Linked DNA regions of Mus musculus: region 2 is linked to region 1. The links are chromatin contacts, found by Hi-C or POLR2A ChIA-PET in ENCODE. All regions are on one chromosome and are shown on one strand. The core of a region is the stretch at or near the end of the contact, and the rest is flanking DNA. Distances in the headings are between cores, read along the strand shown.

Region 1 (5,323 bases), core at 2,214-4,713:
GAGGATCACAAGTTTGAGGCCAGTTTGGACTATGTGGTGAATTCAAAGCAAGCTTGGAGATTTTAAGAAGGGGCTGTTTTAAAATCCAAAAGGCTAAGACATAGCTCAGAGAGTGACTGGCTTTATATATATATATAATATTTCCTGCCAGAAAATTGCAACAGCAAAACCTGATATAATGTCATGAGTACTTACTCTATTGCATGGAATAAATCTGATTATTTATGCTGTTTTTCCCTTTTCTTTTACGTTATGACTGTTGACTGATTTCATGGCCCATTACCAGTACACAAGCCACATCTCAACAGCATTGTTCTATGTGCTCTGCAGTGCCAATGGCTTTAAATATTATCCGACTCCTACATTTATTTCAGGCACATCTTGCCTGAGCTCCAGGCTCGACATTTCAATTGGGTATTTTTCTAAATGTGTTCATTTTTCTTTCCTGGCCCCATTGCTGATGAAATAGCAACACCATTCACCTACCTCCAAGCCTAAAGTCTCACCCAATTCCTTCATCTCTCACACCTGCTATCTCCTTCTTTGAAATAGAACCAAAATCTCATCACTTAGCACCCACACTGCTGCGCTTAGTACTGCTGGACTGGATGTCCCAGGAAGGCTGGTACCTAAGAGGGGGCTCCCTTCTCTGAGAAGGGGAGGGGTGGGGAGGGGAGGGATTTGTAAGGATGAGACTCTGAGGAGTGGGGGCACAATCCTGATGTAAAGTGAATAAATAAATAAATTAATGGAAAAAAAACCAACTTTCCCTCATTTTCTCCCGTATGGAATGAGGGCAGTAATAGCAGCAGCACCTTCCATCCTCTGTGCCATGGTAACTGACAGGGAGCCCTGAGGAAAAATGCTACCTACCTTCTTTATTTTGTTTTGAATAGTGCTACAGCTCAAATGCCAGGCCTCACTCATGCTGGGTAAGTACTCTGTCACTGAGTTAGACCTCACCCCCTACTATTCTTTAAAATGCACAAATTCTTTACCTAAGGACACTATTAAAACGCATAAACTTTAATGGGAAAAATCCAACTCGCGCTTTTTATTTGAAAACTTCTTCCAACAAAATGTGTGGACTATGTTGAACTTAAATGTGCTGCACCACAAACACTGATAAATTTAATACTGAGGTTTTAAACCCAAGGAGTCATAAAATGCTGTTGGGAATTCTTATGCCAATATACATATTAGCAGACTATATTTTATAAAATAAAAAGTTTGACATAGTTAACGAGTATGAACATTTACTGATTTCTCTCAAATATTGAAATCTAAATTTAAAGCTGCTCAATTCTCTGCATCAGACAATCTTCAATATTTTGAATGTACAACTTAGCTCATGGTTTAGACATTAAACAAAGCAGCATTATTTGGTTACAGACCCCACTTTATTACCATACAGATTTTTAAAAGTGCTTCTTCATAAATAAATAATAGTCAGTTACCTCTAGTTAAAAGTCCAAGAAAGAAATACAGCTTTTAGAGTTCATACTATGTAATGTAGGATTATAATTCAGGGGCAGTTAACCCATGATTAAAATTAGCTATTTGGATCCCAGGGCAAGAAATTTTTATTAAGTAAGAAAAGTTTGGAAGTGGAAATGCTTACTGAAATCTTAGTTATAGAAGAATATATAATCTCTCTGGAGATTCAAAGAACTGTCTGTTGTTATTAAGTCATAATACGTGCAGTTAACAGGGAAGGACAGCATAAAATGTAAATGCTGAAAATACCATCAAGCCTGAAAAAAATACTGAGTTACCTCAGCAAGCAATACTTATTTTATGATTACAAAGCTTTTAACTCCTGCCTCCCAAGAAATGTTCATAGAAGAAACCAGTAAGTCACTTTGCATTCAAGGATAAAAACAACACATACCAGGCAACAGTCTAAAATACTGATGGACACCAGGGTAAGTCCCAAATGTTTTTATGGCTACTAAATTACTGCTATTAATAAGGCCAAATGGATTATTGTTTGTGCTTATTTAAAACCATGTGCTGTTGAAACAAAAGCTAGAAAACATAAGAGGTTTAAAACAAAACTCCTTAAGTCCATAACCACAAAGCTTTTAGTTTTGTTTGAAATGGGGAAATACATAGTATTCTTTCCACTCCCCCGGCCCCGGACCTCACTGCATCCCATTTTCCCTTCCTTGAGAGCCCACCCCTTCATGGCCCCTTACTAGTTTAAAGGTGTTTTTCATTAGTACTATAGAACAACGTTCAAACCTCAATCTCCTTTTTGAAGTTAGGCCTCTTTAAAATGATTGAGTCACAATTTCAGCAGCGTCAATGGCAGTGTATGCTCCTCAAAGTGCAGTTTAACACTCATATAGCTTAAAGTTTGATCTACTAAATATGACAGCAAATCAGTTGTATTGTAACAGTTTATTCTCATGGCATTTCAAGACCATATTTACATGTTTAAAGTCACTTCCAGTTCTTGCTTTTTAAATTGTGGGACAGCACGAGGGAAACTTGACAAATGCCACCATCTTTAGCAATAATGTGGTACGAGATACACTCGTTTATTTTTTCTGACCTTAAGGAATTTATGACAAAGGATTTGGTGGTGAGTATGGCGGGGGATGGAGATGGGGTGGTGTAATTCCCCAGTCAAAGTTAGAGAGGTATGTATTAGGGTATTCTTTTTTTTTTTTTTTTCTTTTTTAATTTAAGCCAAAGCAGTTCTCGTGCAAACTCAAGCTTTCTGTTCGTGCTAATAATGGAAGGGCAACGCTGCTTTGGTGGGGATAGCAAATGTCCCCAAATGCAGCAGATCCTAACTGTAAAATAGTACGCATGTACAGCGTCCAATCAGGAAGGGCTGCGACGTAAAACTATGTCTTTGGGGAAAGTTAAGTCGTGCTCCAAGAGGTCTTTTTTCCTGCACTTAACTCAAAACGACCACACAACCCCCTACCAGGCAAAGCTGCCCTGTTGCTCTACCCACGCAGGGAAAAGACTAGAGGGATGGCTCGCAGCCGAGGGGCCCACGCGTCACTCAGCGGAACGGCGCGAAGCCCGTCCATCTGCACCCACAGCAAAAGCCTGCGGTGAATGTGGGGCTGGCAAGACTCTCAAGGGCTGCGAGCCGTCACCGGTCCCACCCTGGCCTCCAAGCCCAGCCCCGCCGACCCCTGAGGGCGAGCGCGGATCTCAGGAGGCGGCGGGGGGACGAGCGGCCCGAGCGCCCTCTTTACCTGGTCGCAGGGGCGCGGCCAGGCAGGGAGGGCGCGGGAGCATGCGGGCGACGACGCGGGCCACCGCGCCTTCCCGCCCAGCTCGAGCCGGGACTCCGAGGCTACTTCTGGAAGCCGCGGCCTGAGGAGGAGCACTCGCCTCCCAGCGAGGCCCTGAGCAGGGGAAAGGGGGCAAAAAGAAGGAAGAGACAACGTGTCTGCGCGTCCCCCGCCCAACGCCATTCATAATCCGGCGGACCGGAAGGAGTGCCCTACGTCACTTCCTGCTGTCTCACTCGGAAACGTTCCCCTTCCGACCTGTTGCGGGAACCTTTGTTTCTCTCTTCTTAAAGCTGGTGAGGGCGGGGACGGATTCGAAGAGAGCTACCGGGAACCGACCGAGTGGCGGGGCGGAGCGGTGAGTGGTGACGAGGGTCCCCGCTTCCTGGCGCCTCGGGGGGAGGCTCGAGACCCCGCGAGGGGCGGCCGGAGCGGAGCTCCGTGGGCTGTCGGTCTCCTCCCTGCTGGAGGGGAGACCTCATAATTTGCGGGGTGGTTGCGTGGCTCCGCCTGAGCGCTCCTCCTAGTCTGGAAGGACTGAGTGAGGAGGGCGCCGAGGACGGTGGCCCGGGGGACCGGGACCGTGGAATTGTCCAAGACCTTTGACCGAGGGTTCCGGAGACCTCTGTACAGCTCCCGTTTTACATCTCTGTTCTGGCCTCCTTGAGAAGGACTTACCCCTATTCGAGGCCGCCCCCAGTGTGTTTTGATTCCATCAAAGAATTGGCATTTCGAAGTGTCTCTTGACTCTCCTTAGCTTCTCTAGCGCTTGGGTTTGTTTTGGAATTGGGGTTTTTACATCCTGAGTTTCCAGACTTCCCCAAAGGCGAAGCACTAAATGGAAAGAAGAAGTTAATTGGAAAGGATTACAGAATCTTGCAGAAACACGAATGGGATGGTCTCGAGTGTTGTAATGAGTATTGCACTCTCTGCAGTTTCCTTTATCTCATGCACTAGCAGGTGATCAACTTAGAAGTTTGTTTGAAACTAGTAGGCAGGGTGAAAGAGATCTGAGAGAAAGCATCTATTTAGGTAGGGGTGCTCAATTTTGTTTGGGGACATCACAGCAGCCTTGAAAAGGACCATTTTGGCAAAAATCCAGTTGATTCAATAAATATTTTTTAAAAACACCTGTGAAATGCTACTTGCCAGGGAAATTCCTGCATTCCCCCTCACATTCCCCCTTCATAAACTTCTGCTCTCATAAAAGCTATACACTAGTGAGATTAATAATTAAAGACAAATGAAAGAGTAGAAAGTGAATGTTGCAGGTCAGAGCACTGTACACATCCCTACCCATAAAATAGACGATTGTCTTGCTTTTTTGTGTTTGAGTTATGTTGAGAGGAAAAGACAGTTGCATTTCATGAATGCCTTTTGCTGAAGTGACTAGAACTGTGTAGAGTAAAAGACAAGAATATTAGACTTCGGTGAGTTAGCTGAATATAATAGTCTGGTCATTGTTTTCAGAGTAACAGAGAAATAAGAGGAAGTGAGAGAAAAACCATACAGAGTCATCTGCCTTGAGATGGTATTTGACAACAAAATGCTCATGACTGCTGAAGAACAAATTGGTAGTGAGACTAAAGCAAGACAGAGCATTGGAACAATAGTGGCAAGAATGAGAAAGCCAGGGAAAGAGAGGTCCAATACCAACTTAAATGTAAAAATACAAAGTATCCCTCTTGTATTCACCTGATCTTAAAATAGGGGAGAGTAGCTAGAGCTAGAAGGGGACTTGGAAAAGGGAAGCTGGACTTAAAACTGACTTGGAGAAATAAAGAGTCAAGAGGCTGCAAGAGGTCCTGTTCAGTAGGAAAATGTAATTGTTCTTTCTGGAAAGATGGGAAGTGAGTTGACCAAACAAGCATGAGAATGCTAAGTGTGAAGCATGCTAGATAGGACTAATAACCTGGAAGAGAATATGGTATTTCTTTCAGTGGCACTTGTTTGGGTGTAGACGGGAGAAGATGCCAAATAGAAGCATGTCTACACAGTAGGTAAACCTTAGAGCAGTGGGATAAGGATGCTTAGAGAACTGGAAGAGAGTCACGGAACGGCTTGTT
Region 2 (5,774 bases), core at 18-2,517, 220 kb before region 1:
TTTCCACGAATGTGCCATGTAAGGTTGTTTCTGTTCACATTCCGCTTTCTGCCCTGGAGAATCTCCAAAGCCTTACTGGACTGAGGGTAGCTCGGTGGGTGATGGCAGAATGGTCCATTCACCTTGCTCCTTATACAACTGTGATTTATGCATAGTCTAGCCTTAGGGGTTAATATCCATTGTCCCGTGGTCTGGTCAGGTAAGCTCTAGCCATCACATACATGATCTCTGCCTCCTGGTGTCAGTCATTTGAAGAGCTATGTGCTTTGAGTCTGGAACTGGAATGTAAATGTTTGGATATATACACATGTATTCACTACCAATATGTTAACACTAGACAATCTAAACCTCCGACGAGCACAATGTTAATAATAAGAGGAAAGACTTTCTAGTTCTGTGCTAAGAACACATTACTCCTCAAACTGATCTGCATTAAACCCTGTAGATTACAGTAAGTACGAATCTAAACAGAAAGAAGGCACATCAGTGGCCAGGTACTATAGCTTTGAATTCCTGGGCTGCAAAGGCCGATAAGGATGCTTGGGATTCTGATCTACTAGGTACGTGATGTGATGAGAATGAAACTCTAGAGGTTTAAAGTCCTGTAACTTAACTTCCCAGACAGGGCCCCTACAAGAGAAGGCACGGGGCCTGCAGACAACCCAAATGGAGGTCTGATTCATTTGCAGTTCTTATGGTGTTGGCTTTGCTATGGCCAGGGATTCTACCATTGTTGAGAGTCGATAGAGGCATCGTTGAAGCCTCCTGCTTGCTCCCATTGCCTGGGAGGAACAATGAACACTTGCTGGCCGACCCCTCTGTATGCCCCCAAATCTTAAATGGACTGAGCCCAGCCCACATCTGAGTGGAACAAGAGGTTGCTGGGGCACTCGGATGAATCCTCGATTTGGATGGCATGGGGTGTTTCAGACTCTGTAGGGATGTCAGGCCCAATATGAAGTCCACTGTCTACACTTCTCTCCTCATCAAGCAGGCCACGCCTTTCCCTTTAGTGGAGTCTTTGAGTTCCAGTGCAGAATGCGGTCACCTCAAGGGAGTCTTTTTGTCAGAGCAGTGACTCTTGATTTCACTCACAGAGATAGATTCTCTCCCTGGAGCCTCCTCCAAGACCCCGGAGCCCACAGCAACCACCGATGAGTCAGCTCAGATTCTCTCAGGTCACTGCCAGCTCACCCTTTCCATCTGTGTGAGTCACTGAAAATGTCAACCTCGGTTCAGTTTCTGTGCCCTGGGTACTCACCAGCCACGGTGTTAGTAGGTGACCCAGGCCTGGCTTCCTGCCCAGAGCTCCTTTGGCCTGGGTTTCTGCAATTTGGCTGGAAGCAGGAAGAACTAACCTTGGTTTGGTGGCCCACATCCCGAGTGCCCTCTTTTCACAGGACATCCGGCTTTTTTGTCTGCCTTCCTGACCAGGTCCTATGAAGTCACTAGTGCTGCTACAAAACTCCTCCTCCATTACACCAGGTCCACTGTGAGAGACAGGAGACCGTAGGACCAGGCAGAACAGCACTATTGGGCAATCGGGGATCTTAGTGAATTGCATCTCCTCTCCTCTGAATAAAGAGTAAACTGAAAAAGACCACAGCAGAGCCTAACACATCAGTTCCACCAGGGATTTAAGAATGCTGCTTGCATTTGTGACCACAATGGCTTCCTCCTCAGAGATATTCTTGACCAGAACTGCTAAGCAATTCTAGACACCAAGACTGTCCTCTTCTCTGGGCAGTCTTTACTGGGGCCTTAGGAGTTTGGAAAACAACTGAACCATGTGGAGACTTCAGGGAGGCCTGGGAGAAGAGGCTCCATCAGTCTTGCTTGACAGGGAATCATGGGCCACGAGTACGGGCAGAAACATTAGTATTCACCAGTCTATCCTTATAGGGGCAGAGAAAAGGCAAGCAGGGAATGTAGCCAGATCCCTAGAAAAGATAGAACTTGCTAAATTCGCAGGTCGATGGGAGCCCAGGCAAAGGGAATTACCAGTTTGAACTCCACCTAAAAACTTCCATTTCTACACATGTAAGGAGAACTTATATGAAAAGAAAGAACCTAGAGGCAAATGAGAAAGGCTAGAGGGACTAGAAAGATGGTTCAGTGGTTAAGATCACCAGCTGCTCTTCCAGAGGATCAGGGTTCAATTCCTAGCAACCATGTGCATGGATGCTCACAGCTGTCTGTAACTCCTGTTTCAAGACACCCTCATACAGACATACAAGCAAAACACAAATGAACATAAAATTAAAAAAAATCAATTTAATTTTTTAAAAAAGCTCATTTGTTATAAAAGGAAAAAATTTAAAAATCTTTTAGAGTGGGGAGAAAATCGTTAAGAAGAGAAGATTTGGGGATAATGTAAGGATGGCAGGAAGTACTATGTTTCCAAACATGGTGACATATGCTTATAATGCCAGTGCCAGGAAGCAGACCAGCCATCCTAGCTACTTGGAGAGTTCCAGGCCCGTGAGAAACCCTACTTCTAAAAGCAAGGTGGACAGTTCTTGTAGAAGGATACCTGAGATTGTCCCCCGGCTTACACACACACACACACACACACACACACACACTCACTCACACACACACAGCACCACAAACATGCTTCAGGAAACATTAAACAGAGCGAAGGACAATTTAGAGAACTAAGTGCTCACTGTCTCGTCGGGTTTCTTAAATGGACAAACACATGCGCTGGAACCAAAACACACTCGGTCTGCAGAGGAAGAAGTAAGAGAGGCTGCCATTTCTAAACAACAAATGATTACTCAAAACCTTCTAGAAGCTCTGCTCAGACGGTAACTTTGAAAGAAATCACTGCCTCTGTTTACGAAAGCAGCAAAGAGCTTCACGGAATATAAACCAAGAACTGCGTCTTCACTATTCACGTACTTTTGAGTTTTAAATATAACTAGATTGACCCTGGTTTCAATATGAGATCTCTAATCTCCTTTGAGAATGCCTGGAGTTCAGATGTGGTGATGCTGGGTCGAAGGGAAGTCTTATACTGGGGACAAAATAGCCACTGACCTCACATCAGAAGCTGCCAACCACTCCCTTCAATGTGAGGATTTCCTTCATGCCCAGGAAACCACAGGGTTTCTATAGTAGGTGAACAGAAGGGTGGGGTCAGGCCACGACTTGACGCTGTGTCCTCCCGAGGGGGAGTGTGATGAGGTCGCATAAACTTGGAAGCAACAAAAAGGGACTTGTTTAGAACAGCTGGCTAATCTTCCTGGATTAGCCAAGATGGAATCAAACTTGACAAGACACTTGTGAAGAGTAGCAGGTCACAGCAGATAGAAGTCGCTATTAGTGGCAGTTTTAAAAATACCCAGAGATTTTAAATTTTTTATAAAAATAACCCATTACTCCTTGCATACGAGTGTGACCCATTTAAGGAGACATTTATGGCAGCTCACTTCCTTGGTGATTTCATAAAAAACATGAATGAGAGACATTTGCCTTTGAATGTGAGGGGAAGCGAGCATATCAAAGTAGAAACAGTATCTTGAAGTTTTCCTCCCAGAATTACCAGAGCCCTTTGAAAATTCACTGCATAGGAAGTTTCATGAGCTGGAGGGGAATGGCGAATGCAAGACTCTTGATTTGAGCTTGTTCAGGGCAGAACTGGGAAAAGTCTTTCTGTTACAAACCAGGCCTTTAAAAGAACAGTCAGAAGGTTAGATTTCTGTAACAATACTCCAGAATATTTCAGTGTCCATTTTCCTGGATCTTTCCTACTCTGACTAAGGACACAAGCGTGGAACCCATGTGACAGACACTTGGGAGGCCTCGAGGTGAAGGCAGCCTTCAGCCAGACAAAGAGAATACAGTTAAAGCAACAGACTGAATCTGGTTGATCTAAGTTTAGAAATGGACCTTTGACACAACTGTGTCATATGAGGCCACTTTCCTGACTGTGCCCATAATGGTAGCCTTGTAAGACCTTACAAGGAAAAAGACCCTGAAATGGAGAAGCCAATTATGGCATGTCCTGAAAAATTAAAGATAATAAACATGTTGTGTGAAGCTGACATTTGTGGAAATATTGTCCACCTTTAATCCCAGCACTTGGGAGGCAGAGGCAGGTGGATCTCTAGGAGTTCCAAGCCATCCTATTCTACCTAGTGAGTTCTAGACCAGCCAAGGTTTTATATTGAGACTTTGTCTCAGAAAAGCCAAACCCAAAATGCTAAAAAGTGTTTATTTTATGATGGTTGTGGTGGCATCTGCCTTTAAACCCAGCACTCAGGAGACAAAGTCGGGTGTGTCTCCATGAGTTTACAGCCAGACTGCTCCACATACTGAGTTCCAGGTCAGTCAGTGATAGAGAGTGAGACTCTGTCCCAAAAACAAACAAACAAACAAACAAACAAACAAAAAGATATCCATGGGGTGGATGGGGTAGACACATCTTCTGCCAAAGCCTAAAGCCCCAAGTTCAATCCCAGGAACTACATTATGGAAAGAGAACAGATTCTAGCAAGTTACTCTCTGACTTTCAAATGCTGGCTATGGCATGTTGACTCAGACAGACACACAGACAGACAGACAGACAGACAGACAGACAGACAGACAGATACACACACACACAAGTCATAAACAATGAAGCATAACACAAATATAAAACCTACACATTTCTCATCCCCTAAAACAAATCATGGGCTTCTTAACAACCAACACTCAAGAGTACATTACTTTTCTTCCATTGTAGCAACTAATATGATTAAGTAGAAAGGGTTAGTTTTCTCCTTTCTCTGGGCTCAAGCCTTCACAGAGCAAGAAGGCCTTTGGAGCAGTTCAGTAGCAATACTGCAAAGCAGTCCTACTGGCCCAGGGCAGTGAAAGAGGTGGCATGCAGAGGAATGAGGGAAGCGGTTTGTCTGAGTCTCCAGAGACCCATTTCTCTCGTACCTCTGTGGTTGGGATAGCTCAGCTCTTTCCCAACTCTGGAGGAAATAGTTACAAAGGTTGATAGGGTTCATGCAGCCATTTAGCGCAGTGGTTCTCAAACCTGTGGGTCAACCTGTGAGACCCCTTTGGCAAACTGCTATCTCCAGAAAATTTATATTATGATTCATAACAGTAGCAAAATTACAACTGTAAAATAGCAAGGGCATAATTTTGGGGTGGGGGTGGGGGGTCAGCACAACACGAGGAACCGTATTTAAAGGGTTGCAGCATTAGGAAGGCTGAGAATCATGCCTAGAGCGTTGTTTGGAGGCTGAAGTACCAACTCCAGGTTTACTGACTGTGGGTTTGTTTATCCCACTGGCGTGCTTTCTGCAGAGTATAGAGAAGTACCCCAGGAAGGGGCCCACCTACCTCCCGAGCCCCGCTAACCTCCAGTGCAAACCTCCCCTCCGCACCGTAGTCAGCTTGAAAATAACCCACTTCTAAGAATAAGGCCACCGTTGCTTTGTCTTCGTTATTTTGTTTTCAAATATAACCCTGAAACGTCCACACATTTTTCTGACGTTTTATAAAGAATTCTCTCAGAATCTGATCCTGTAGAGTGGTTTTTTGTTTTGTTTTGTTTCTGGTATCCAGCCACTGAAGCACTTGTTGGGATGAAAAGCTATTCTCAAGCAAATTCATTGTGCAGGTGGCTCTGAGGCAGGTGCTCTGGCATTAGCGATGAGTGATAAGTATGGGTGATTTTCTTCCAGGACTGGCATGAGTCACAAATGCACCTGATTTCTCATCTCTGGTTAGCCTCACAGGTAATCCAGCCTTCAGTCTTCCAGAACGAAACTTTG

What was found. Hi-C counts contacts between places; a loop is a spot of excess contacts on that map. ChIA-PET counts read pairs that join two places held with the same protein, here RNA polymerase II (POLR2A).
Region 2: a loop to region 1 is called in a map of T-helper 1 cell, with 2.6 times the contacts of the local background. The contact joins the enhancer-like site here to the promoter of Gstcd in region 1. A Hi-C loop is called at or near these places in 1 of 37 maps with a recorded cell type or tissue (T-helper 1 cell). POLR2A ChIA-PET finds 5 or more read pairs at or near these places in 1 of 5 experiments (Patski).

What each region holds. Positions count from the first base shown.
Region 1 is chr3:133,088,362-133,093,684 of GRCm38, forward strand. Gstcd (glutathione S-transferase, C-terminal domain containing) reads right to left here and starts at 3,464. Exons shown (of 12, transcript NM_026231.3): 1 at 3,219-3,464. It overlaps Ints12 (integrator complex subunit 12), which reads left to right and starts at 3,494. Exons shown (of 7, transcript NM_027927.4): 1 at 3,494-3,615.
Region 2 is chr3:132,870,309-132,876,082 of GRCm38, forward strand. All of the region lies in intron 1 of Gm29811 (predicted gene, 29811), which reads right to left. Among named protein-coding and RNA genes, the nearest start is that of Gm29811, 5.4 kb to the right of the region's middle. Within about 2 kb of position 1,268, at least 1 of the 3 ENCODE cell types and tissues checked has a DNase peak (open chromatin) inside an H3K27ac peak, as active enhancers do.